Linked DNA regions of Homo sapiens: region 2 is linked to region 1. Evidence: chromatin contacts called from ENCODE Hi-C or POLR2A ChIA-PET data. All regions are on one chromosome and are shown on one strand. Each heading gives the region's core, a stretch centred on a gene start or an enhancer-like site at or near the end of the contact. The rest is flanking DNA. Distances are from core to core; before and after follow the strand shown. Region 1 holds the start of NHLRC2 (NHL repeat containing 2). Region 2 overlaps ABLIM1 (actin binding LIM protein 1).

The links. Hi-C counts contacts between places; a loop is a spot of excess contacts on that map. ChIA-PET counts read pairs that join two places held with the same protein, here RNA polymerase II (POLR2A). Pooled maps may share reads with other maps.
Region 2: a loop to region 1 is called in a map with no recorded cell type, with 6 times the contacts of the local background. The contact joins the enhancer-like site here to the promoter of NHLRC2 in region 1. A Hi-C loop is called at or near these places in 1 of 168 maps with a recorded cell type or tissue (OCI-LY7), 11 of 37 single-sample maps with no recorded cell type and 12 of 50 pooled maps. POLR2A ChIA-PET finds 5 or more read pairs at or near these places in 1 of 52 experiments (Panc1).

The regions. Positions count from the first base shown.
Region 1 is chr10:113,852,049-113,857,679 of GRCh38, reverse strand. NHLRC2 (NHL repeat containing 2) reads right to left here and starts at 3,019. Exons shown (of 11, transcript NM_198514.4): 1 at 2,630-3,019. The coding sequence starts at 2,807. It overlaps DCLRE1A (DNA cross-link repair 1A), which reads left to right and starts at 3,598. Exons shown (of 9, transcript NM_014881.5): 1 at 3,598-4,957. The coding sequence starts at 4,498. RefSeq lists an enhancer at 1,835-2,539 and a silencer at 2,550-2,909.
Region 2 is chr10:114,495,748-114,501,429 of GRCh38, reverse strand. All of the region lies in intron 6 of ABLIM1 (actin binding LIM protein 1), which reads left to right. Among named protein-coding and RNA genes, the nearest start is that of AFAP1L2, 94 kb to the right of the region's middle. RefSeq lists enhancers at 989-2,188, 4,413-4,512, 4,643-4,722. Within about 2 kb of position 1,674, at least 12 of the 41 ENCODE cell types and tissues checked have a DNase peak (open chromatin) inside an H3K27ac peak, as active enhancers do; they include OCI-LY7, where a contact is called at or near this core.

The DNA.
Region 1 (5,631 bases), core at 1,770-4,269:
AATAAAGTACAGCATCCCTATTTAACCAATTTAAGAAAACAAAGTTTACTGCTTATAAATAACTCAATGCAGCTATTACAACTATTAATTATGCCTTGAAGCAGGTATTTAGAATAGCTTTTAGCAACTGAAAGCCAAACTTGGGAGGAAGAAGTAAACAGTAACAGCTAATGATTAACAACAATAACTGTTGTTACTCAATCATAACAAAATTCTAGAAAAAAAAATCTGCAGATCAAACTAGTATTTGGGCCAATTAGTCCAAACTAATGAGGTTTCAGGGTACAGTGACCTCTTAATTATCCATTTTGTTAAAATATTAATTATATACCAGATCAAGTGATCATACAAAACTTCAGACTAATTAATGTATATTTCATATCCTACTTGCAAAATATTTATTAATCTGTCTTCTGTGACTTTTCTGTAAATAGTCAAGAGTGGCTTAGATCAGGGGGTATAGAAAGAATGACTACATCTTAGTCACCGTGCTAGATACTTACCAGGCTTAATAAAATTTATTTTACAATAACAATAATTACAATGAATACAATAAAAAGCTGCTAACATTTAGTAAGCTTTTCTGTGAATTAAGAATTTTACATATATTACTTTCAATACAAATAATAATCCTGAAAGGTAAATAATAGTTCAGTTTTGCAAGTGAGAAATATAAGGCTTTGAGGTCAAGTAACTTGCTCAAAATCACACAACCAACAAAATGGAAATAACAAGGATCTAATTCCAGGTCTCTGTGAATCTATCCATTACACTGCACTGTCTCCTATAAACATGTAAGTCTTCTAAGAAATGAACAAAGCATACAGTTTTTCAAATAAAGTTATGTTTATGACTTCCTGATTATAGTTTACTGCTAAAGAAACCAAGAAAACAGTCATTTCTAGCATTCTGTCCTCAATAATCGGGTCCAGGAGAAAATCATACTGTGTTAAACACAAAGCCTGAATATTTTATTATATGTTTTTTTAGTTATGAGTCACAGAGGTCAAATCTCATGGGAATAAAATACACTCCCTGTAAATACAAACAAGACTAGAAAATAAAAAACATTCCCCAAATCCCAGTTGATGGCCTGCTTGTTTATAACAGTGTACTTACTATATAACTACCTTCTGCACCAAAACTTTTTAAAATCATATATTTGTATAGATGTAAACAATCTTTTAAAGTTTGATGGGATAAGCATTCATGTACCCAATTCTTTTGTAAGAATTCCACAATATTTCAAATCCAGTATAAGATTAATAGCAGGAAAAATAAGCACTTCTCAAGGTGAGTAGTGCAAAAGACTTGGAAAGACACCAATACTCTGTTGTCGGAGGCAGGTTCCGATATACCTCCCATGAGATAACTGAATTCTGCCACATCCAACCAATTAACTATACATGTGGTTTCAGTGTCACGCCAGGACACATGCCAGCACCATCAGGCAAAGCAATGCTACTCCCATCCAAAGAAGGTAAAATACGTTTTCATTTATCATGGCAAGATATGCTTCACAAACATCCCTGCCGGGAATATCTGTTCCTTCATGCTCCAAAAGCTCACATGGCCAGGATTTAAACCCTGGAAATAGGCTATAATTGATTCCGATTTTTAAAAGTATTAGTTTCACGACTTTGAACGGAGAAGCACAGTACAGCTAAGAAACCAGCAAATCCAGGGCCTGTATAATCCAACTGGGGCAGTTATCAGCTGTGAGGCCCTGGGCATGTGACTTAACCTCTCTGTGCTTCCATTTCCTCAACTGTGAAAGGGGAATGATAGGAGCACCTCACTGGGATATAGAGGTAATTGAATAAGGTAATATCTCCTCAAGTGTTTAGGTATCCCCTCAAGTGTTTAGGACTGTGTGTGGCAGGCCGGGCGCGGTGGCTCACGCCTGTAATCCCAGCACTTTGGGAAACGGAGGCGGGAGGATCACTTGAAATCAGGAGGTCGAGACCAGCCTGGCCAACATAGTGAAACGCCGTCTCTACTAAAAATACAAACAAAACAAAACAAAACAAAACAAAACAAAACAACTAGCCAGGCGTGGTGGCGCGGGCCTGTAGTCCCAGCTACTCCGGAGGCTGAGGCAGGTGAATCGCCTGAACCTGGGAGGCGGAGGTTGCAGTGAGCCAAGATCACGCCACTGTACTCCAGCCTGGGAGACAGAGCGAGACTCCGTATCAAAAAAAAACAAAAAAAAACCCTGTGTGTGATACATGAAAAAGTGATCAATAAATGTCAAGATGATGCAGAAAGATGACCAGAAGACACTGGGGAACCAGATTGAATGGACAGAATGGTGTGGACGTTGCAATCATTGCCACCGGGGACACTAAATATTCACGGAGTGTCCACTTGGCTAATATCAGGCGCGGGCGGAACTCAGGATACACAGACGAGTATGTGGATCCCCGTGCCAGGGAAACCCCCGTCGGTGGCCGCTTGGGGACCCCTGGGAATTGCAGAACACGCGAACAGCGGCCCAAGTTAGGCGAAGGGCCACTCCCCGGGGCGCCAGCGGCACAAACCCGCCTAGCCCACCGCTTCGCGGGAGGGCGCCGTCCCCGAGGAAGGGGAGGTGCCGGGAGGGGCCCCCACCCCGACGCCAGCCCCTCACCTTCCGGAAACTCGGGTACTGACAAGTCCTGCTCCCAGCCGTCCACCTTCTGCAGATACTGGTAGACCAGGCTGTCCTTCTCCTGCTGGGTAACGGCGTCGAGCAGGGCGTACTCTAGCGAGGTCTGCGCGGGGAGCAGGCCGGAGAGGCTGCGGCCCCGGCCTCCGGGCGCCGCCATGTTTCCGCCGGGCTCCCGATGCGGCCGCCGGGCCCGCGGGAGAGTCTCGCTGGGAGAGACGAAACGTTCACTGTCCTGTGGTTTCCAAACGGCGCATTCACCTCACCCTCCACTAGCCCCACTCCACGCCAATGACACTTTTTTCTTTTTAAAGCATAGGTCCAAGTGCCAAAAGTCCAAATCGGCGCAGTTCCCGGGGACGTAATTAAACTGCCGTCCGACCCACCCCGCCCCTTTTCGGTCCCCACGCCGCAGCCGAGCCTGGACATTGAGAGCGTCAGATTCAACATGGAATAAGGCCTTAGGGACAGCGTCCCAGAGGCGCTAAGGGAAACATCCCCAACCCTCCACATTGGGAATTAGCGGACTTTCGAACACAAATAAAATACAATAAATCCGTAGGACTTAAAAGGGCAATGTATTTTTAAAAATTATTTTTAAAGTCTCTCTCTTTGAACAGCATCCGCCGATTCGACACGGCACTGGCAGCGGGAACTTGTTCCCGCCAAGACCCTAAAGGTAAAGCGGGTAGGGATAACCTCCAGAGAGAAGGCTTTGTAAACTGGAAGTGACTGGCGCGAGTGGCTTTCACTTATACACAAACACAGCGTTTTGTCATCTGGGAGTGCTGAAAGTGCGGGCGCGAACACATTTTTAGATGGGGGTGCCGGGAGGAGCGGATGCAGCTGGAGCGGCTCCCTTGGGGTGCCGAGTGGCAGGTGGGGGGCGGTGAGGGTCCTTGAGGGCGGGCCTTAGAGTCTTCAGAAGGGCAGGACTCTGAGGGCTTTTTGGAGCTCGCTATGCTTAACCTGGAGATGATTAAGGCCCCGCTTCCTGGCCTCCCAGCCTCTAATGCCAAAAGATAAGGGAGAGGCTGGCGTGTGACCCCGTTTTGAGTCAGGTGGACAGAGGGCTGGCCACCTTCGGAACCATGGGTGCAATACGGAGTCAGACCTCAATACAAGCCCACTCTTTCACATATTTGAACTTTTTTCACATATCAACTTTTTTTGTTCACTGTGCAGGGATTGTTCATTGCTGCTGGAGGAAGATCATGGACTGTCGCGGGAAACTGAAGTGGTTGAGTATCCACTAGTCGTGGATGAGGGCAGTGACTTCGCAGTTTTTTGCGAATTACACATCTCTTTGATTATGTTGTGACTAGTTTTGTTAGATAGTCATTTAGTGTTTGGGATACCTGTTAAGCCCTTTGTCCAGGGACTGTGGTTGGATTTATGAATTATTTGGACGGTTGTCCACTTGAAAGAACTGACAGTAGCTTCATAACAATGTTACAAATCTCGTTCTAAGATTAAGCTGTTGAACCTATATTTGCCATTAGCGCTTAATTTTTGAAGTATTATTTTTATGAATCAAGCCCTGGAAAAGGACAAGATATTTGAATGAAATAGCACCCATAATGGAGAACTTCACAGTTGCTACTCCTGTGATAGGTTTATCTTAGTTTCATTGTGGTATAAATGGAATAGCAGGTGTTGTCAGGTACAAGGTTTGTAGCTTGCCAATATGTTCATTACCAACACTGCAGATTCCCATTGAGTTGGTGGGGGTTTTGTTACCTTTGTTTTTTTTCTCAGCAAAATAATTCTATAACTTTTTGTTTGTGACAAGAAATGGACTTTCAGTTTACTTAAGATTAATACTTCTTGAATGATAAAATCATTTTGCCATGTTAGAAGACATTTCCGAAGAAGACATTTGGGAATACAAATCTAAAAGAAAACCAAAACGAGTTGATCCAAATAATGGCTCTAAAAATATTCTAAAATCTGTTGAAAAAGCAACAGATGGAAAATACCAGTCAAAACGGAGTAGAAACAGAAAAAGAGCCGCAGAAGCTAAAGAGGTGAAGGACCATGAAGTGCCCCTTGGAAATGCAGGTTGTCAGACTTCTGTTGCTTCTAGTCAGAATTCAAGTTGTGGAGATGGTATTCAGCAGACCCAAGACAAGGAAACTACTCCAGGAAAACTCTGTAGAACTCAAAAAAGCCAACACGTGTCCCCAAAGATACGTCCAGTTTATGATGGATACTGTCCAAATTGCCAGATGCCTTTTTCCTCATTGATAGGGCAGACACCTCGATGGCATGTTTTTGAATGTTTGGATTCTCCACCACGCTCTGAAACAGGTAAGACTGCAGAAAACGTAGTAGTTTCTAAATAATCTAAAAAGTCTTCATTAGGTCAGACATACCAATTCAGTGAAACAAGGAAGGCAAGCAGTAACCTAAAAGAGAGATGAGACACTGGGAAACACCATACCAGTCAACGGTATAATTGTAAAGCAAATGGCAGACTAGAAAACAGTTTAAATACATTGTGTTATTTCATAAAAGTTCCTAAGTATCTGGATTATTTTCCATAAATGTTAACTGAATCCTTACTATGCTGGGTACTTTCACACTGTCTACTTACCCAACTTTCACAATCACCATATAAGGTAGCTAGTATTGACATTTTATAGATGAAAGTTCTTAAAAGTCAGATAACTTGTCCAATTGGTTATTTATTTTTTTGAGACGGAGTCTCTCTCTGTTGCCCAGATTGGAGTGCAGTGGCGCTATCTTGGCTCACTGCAAGCTCCGCTTCCTAGGTTCATGCCATTCTCCTGCCTCAGCTTCCCGAGTAGCCGGGACTACAGGCGCCCGCCACCGCACCCGGCTAATTTTTTGTATTTTTAGTAGAGACGGGGTTTCGCCGTGTTAGCCAGGATGGTCTCGATCTCCTGACCTCGTGATCTGCCCGCCTCGGCCTCCCAAAGTGCTGGTATTACAGGCATGAACCACCGCGCCCGGCCCCAGTT
Region 2 (5,682 bases), core at 425-2,924, 650 kb before region 1:
TATATAAAGTCATGGGAGATCTGCTTTGCCAGTGCAGATCTTGACTAGAGCCTTCCCAATATTAACTGAGCTCCTGAGGCCTGGGAAAACAACATTGGCTCTGTTGGACAGTCTCTAGAGTTGGACAGACCTGGATTCAGATCATAGCTCCATCCCTTGCTAACTGAGTAGCCTTGGGTGATTTCCTGATCTCTCTAAGTTTTGATTTCCTCATCTGTGAAATGGGCATATTACCTACCTCACATTGTGGCTGGGAGAGTCAGGTGGGGTAAAGTTTGTGAGGTGCCTATCATGGTGTCTGGAAACAAGCAAATACTGAAACTATAGCTGAGGCACAGAAGAAGTTGATCTTTTACTCATCTTTTGGCCAAAGTAATTGTATAGGGAATGGTTGCAAATCTATTTAGAGGTTTCTGTTGGCATATTAATTCACTGGACACTTCTAGAACACCTTCTTGTGGGAAGCATGGAGGTGTAGAGTTATGAAGATACAGGTGTGGCCCAATTCTTTAAGGGAATTTATAACCTAGTGGGAAAGAGAGGAAGAAAGCTCACCTGCTTTGATTGGCACCAGTTACTTTGCTACCAACTTGCCTTTGTTTATTTAACTTTCATAACAATCCTACGTAGTAGGCTCCCTTCCCTTCCCTTCCCTTCCCTTCCCTTCCCTTCCCTTCCCTTCCCTTCCCTTCCCTTCCTTTCCCTTCCTTTCCCTTCCCTTCTCTTTCTTTTTTTTTTTTTTTTTTCTTTCGACACAAGGTCTTCCTCTGTCACCTGGGCTGGAGTGCAGTGGTGCAATCATGTCTCACTGCAGCCTCAACCTCTGGGCTCAAGTGATCCTCCCACCGCAGCCTCCCCAGCTGCTGAGACTATAGGCAAGTACCACCATGCCCAGCTAATGTTTGTGTTGTTTGTAGAGATGGGGTTTCTCCATGTTGCCCAGGCTGGTCTCAAACTCCTGGGCTCAAGTGATCTGCTGGGGTTACAGGCACAAACCATCGCACTTTGGCCATAGTAGGTTTTCTTATACTAGTTTTTACAGGTGAAGAAATGAGTCCAGAAAAGTGCCCAAAGTCCAATTTTCAGTCTAGAATTTAGGCCCTGGGTTCTCTTGCTCCCAAAGCCCATGTCTTTCTACTCTATGATGAAAGTTAGAGTATAATGGTTTATTTCTCCCTAAACTAGTTTATGCACCCTTACTCAGAAGGATAAGCTGCTGACCCTTCCTCTGACATAGCACACGTGTTTAAAGCAGTGTTTGTGAGCTCAGAAGCCTCGCAGTTAGTAAGGCTGTAGGGCTACAGGATGTTCTCATTTGTGCAGATTGGCTTTGCACAGACTTGTATAGAGCCCTCTAGGCTTTGTGAAAGCTGCCTGGGCAGACTGATTTATTCACCTTTGCCCAGGATACATATTTACGGCCAAGGCACGCCCTCATTATCCTGCCTGTTCATGATGCTGCATCAGGAGAAAAGCCTCCTGGAACAGGTGAGTGTTTAGCTTAGAGATCAAGCCAGTCCAGTTGCATTGGAAGCCTCTCCCAGTTGAGGGTGAAAAAACCAGTAGACGCAAAAAAGCTGAGTCAGCCTCTGCACTGCCTTTCTGCAGGAGCATAACAGGGAACTTGCGTGATTCTGCCTCTCCCTTCCGCCCATGCACCTGCCACGTAAGCAGCACATCTCTGTTACTCCCTTTGGCTTCCTCATCTCTTCATCCACCCTCAGGTTTGTGGTTTTGGTACCACCCAGACCAGTGTTTTCCCATCTCATGGTGATCTGCATAGACTCATTTCAGTGCTTATAAAATAAAGACACTCATATCTGGGTCCCACCTTAAGGCCATCGAACCCATTTTTAAAAGGCTTCTTGGGTGTTGCTTATGCGCAATAATGTTAGAAAACTCCTGATCTAAAGCAACCCACCAGCCTCTAGGTGTTTGTATATCCTTAGTCTGAAATCACCATCCACCAGAGCTGTGTTTGGGAGAGTCTTAGGGACTGGAAAACAATTTGCTTATTCCTTTGGGGATTCTAAGCACCATCTCTGAATCAAGTTAGATCTTTTAAGATAAAACAAGAAACAAAACTACACACATAGTCCTCGATAGTTTAACTTCCTCTATGGAAGTGACTTCATTTAGTGATCTTTCAGTGCTACGTCTTTGGTATTTCTCAAGGGTCTATATGAGAAACAACTACTTAAATACTTCCTATCATCAGTGAAATTCCTGTGGAAGATGTTTTTCTGTCCCATAACTGAGGGTCCCTGTATGAGAATTCCTTTGGTGCTTTTAGGAGGTAGTTTAACAGGGTTAACGTGTGGACCTTGAGTCAGCTACCTGGGTTCTACCCCTAGCTCTGTCTTCTGGAAGCACTGGTGGGTTTGGGTAAAACAATTTAGTTTCCTTGCTTGTAGAACAAGACTGGAAAATAGCACCGACCTACCTCATAGGGTTGTTGTGAATCATTTAAAGTCTTGATACAAAGCCTTACACAAAGCAAGACCTTATAGAACTTCAGCCCACAATGACTGTTATTAACTTAGAATCAGGAAACCTACCTTCTGTAGTGACAAGTGTGTGTGGCCATTTTTTCAAACAGTGAGACTTTGGCAGCCTATCAGTTCCTCTTTTGCCCTCATCTGCTAAGAAGCTCACATCACAACAAACATGTTTGCCTGAGCTTGGGTCTTTTGAATTTTAAGGTTCTTGATCAATTGTTTTAAAATCATGTCCTTCTCTGATAAGAATCAGCCAGTCCTTTTTGAAAGTAGGCAGAACATAAGTTATAAGTGGATTAAGGTTGAACTTCAGGGCCATCTTCCCATCTCCTGGGCTCATGCCACAAGTAGAGCACTCCTAGAGAAATGGAGGCGGTAAAGGAAAGAAACTAAAAGGGACTGTCAGCAGTCCAGGAGCTAAGCAGGTTATCAGATGAGCAGATTTTCTGTCCAAGGATGGGTTCTAGAATTACAATTCTCTTTTTCTGTTCCCAGGAGCATATTACATGGGCTCAGGGCTTAGGGCATTAGAATTTCTCCTGGGTAACAGACACGGAGGAATCATTGGTTAAACTCCATTTTTCTGCCATCAAGAATGTTCTTTCTCTACCAAAATTGCTCTTCTGTTAGCACTACTATGTGAGCTTGTAGAGGGTATGGGATTTCACACCGAAACATAGAATTTTACAGCTGAAGAGGACTTGAAATTGTCTAGCCCGGCCCTTTGCATTTTTGAGATGTGTGTCCTGAGGCTTGGAGATGTTAAATAGTGACATATTTGAGGCCCTATGGATGGTAAATTGAGGTATGATTCTCAGACTTCCTGATTCCAAAGCTTGTAGCCCTTTCCCTGTACCTCATGTCCACAAAGAATTCGGAACTCTTTTCTGCTCTTCCAGACAAAGGGTTTCATAAAAAATGTTGTGACTTACACTAAATTTTGCATTAGAGTAGATGTTATTTCCCCAGAATCCTGGTTTGTATGCTAAAGTTCATACTTCAATTTAGAGATTAACTAAATAGCAATAATAACTACAGATGTCTGATTTAACCAGCACTATTAAAGGCAAACAATTTTTTGCACTTCAAATGTGTAGGCAGGTACTTTGTAAAACTCACCTAAATAAGCAAATTGTCAGTTGTTCATAGAGTTTCATGCTAGCCACAGTGTAGTCTTTTTATAAAAGCATTTTGAATATGTGAAAATGCAGAAATGGGGACGTGATTTTTTTTTTTTTTTTTTTTTTTTTGAGACAGAATCCGGCTCTGTTGCCCAGGCTGGAGTGCAGTGGTGCGATCTCGGCTTACTGCAAGCTCCGCCTCCCGGGTTCGCGCCATTCTCCTGCCTCAGCCTCCCAAGTAGCTGGGACTATAGGCGCCCGCCACCAAGCCTGGCTAATATTTAATATTTTTTTTAGTAGAAACGGGGTTTCACCGTGTTGACCAGGATGGTCTCGATCTCCTGACCTCGTGATCTGCCCGCCTCGGCCTCCCAAAGTGTTGGGATTACAGGCATGAGCCACCGCGCCCGGCCAGAAATGGGGACGTGATTTTTTTTAAGGAGCAGGGTACAAAGATAGATGGGGAAGAGCAGTGATGGCGCTCTGGTGAGCTCTCTAGCAGCACCGCTGGCCACTCAGGCTCAGGCAGGACGGCTGCCAGTTATGTGCCTGGGGCCAGGTATCTGGTAAACCAACCTTCATGCCGTTGTCTGCCACAACAAAGCTCCTGCTGGGCTTTAAAAGTTTATAGTCAACAGCATCCTCTCTGCAGTGAATTGCAAGCTTATTATCTGTTTCTTATATGAGCGCTATTTAGTCTTTCATTTTGCTCATGATCTGAAATACTTCTCCTTCTCCTAAAAATAACTCCAATTTAAATGATTTTGATTCAGCAACATCTGATTTTTGGTAAATTTGCATATGCACTGCCGTCTGTGTTCAGCTCTGTTACTTTTCCTGGCCTTGTGCACATGGCTTCTCTGTGAACCATCATGGGTGCCTATGTAAGGAGAAATGAAACAGAAGGGTGTCTCACACATGCGAAGGAGGGCCTCCTTTGTCTTGAGCATCTGACCCTGGAGCCTCTCAAGCCTGCACTGCTGCAAAAACAGAACGACTCCTCAATGCCTTTTGACTCTGGCTCACCGAATGTCTTGACATGTTCAGCATCTTGGGATGAAGGAAATACATAGGTCAAGACATCCCTGGCATTACAATGGGCTAGGGTTAGGTTTTTTAGCAGTGTTTTCTTTTTATATAATTATTTTATTTTATTTTTAAGTTCCATAGTACATGTGCAGGATGTGCAGGTTTGTTACATAGGTAAGCATGTGCCATGGTGGTTTGCTGCACCTGGCAACCCATCACCTAGGTATTAAGCCCAGCATGCCTTAGCTCTTTTTCTTAATGCTCTTCCCCCGCCACCCTCCCCCAACAGGCTCCAGTGTGTGTTGTTCCCCTCCCTGTGTCCGTGTGTTCTCATTGTTCAGCTCCCACTTGTAAGTGAGAACATGCAGTGTTTGGTTTTCTGTTCCTGTGTTAGTTTGCTGAGGATAATGGCTTCCAGCTTCATCCATGTCCCTGCAAAGGACATGATCTCATTCCTTTTTATGGCTACATAGTATTCCATGGTGTATATGTAGCAGTGTTTTTACTAATGATTTATAGAGCGAAGTCCTGCCACATGGGGCCTTGATGTAACTTCCATTCATCTTGTGAGTTGATAGAACTCTTATAAGTTGATGTAATTTCCCTTCATCTTGTGAGTTAATAGAACACAGTGACTCTCCTATGCCTGCCCAGGGCATCCAGAGAGCCTTTTACTGGCATCCAAACCACACTAATGTGCCTTCTTTTTGTGAATGACCTTGGGACTGTCTCTGAGCAGAGAGTTATTACATTGTTATTCGTATCATTATTGTTATTACTTTGTGCAATGTGTCACACCATTTTCAAAATGTCTTTTGGTCATCACACCAGTATCATTGTGAGGTAGTTACAGCAGTGACATACTGTATGGTTATTAGTGGTGGTACTGGGTAAGAACACTCACTCCAGAGCCAGACTGCCTGGGTTTGCATCCTGGTCCCACCAGTTCTAACTGTGACTGTAAAGGAGTTATAAAATCTCTTCAGGCCTCAGCTTCCTCATCTTTAAAATAAGGATAATAATACTTCCTGCCT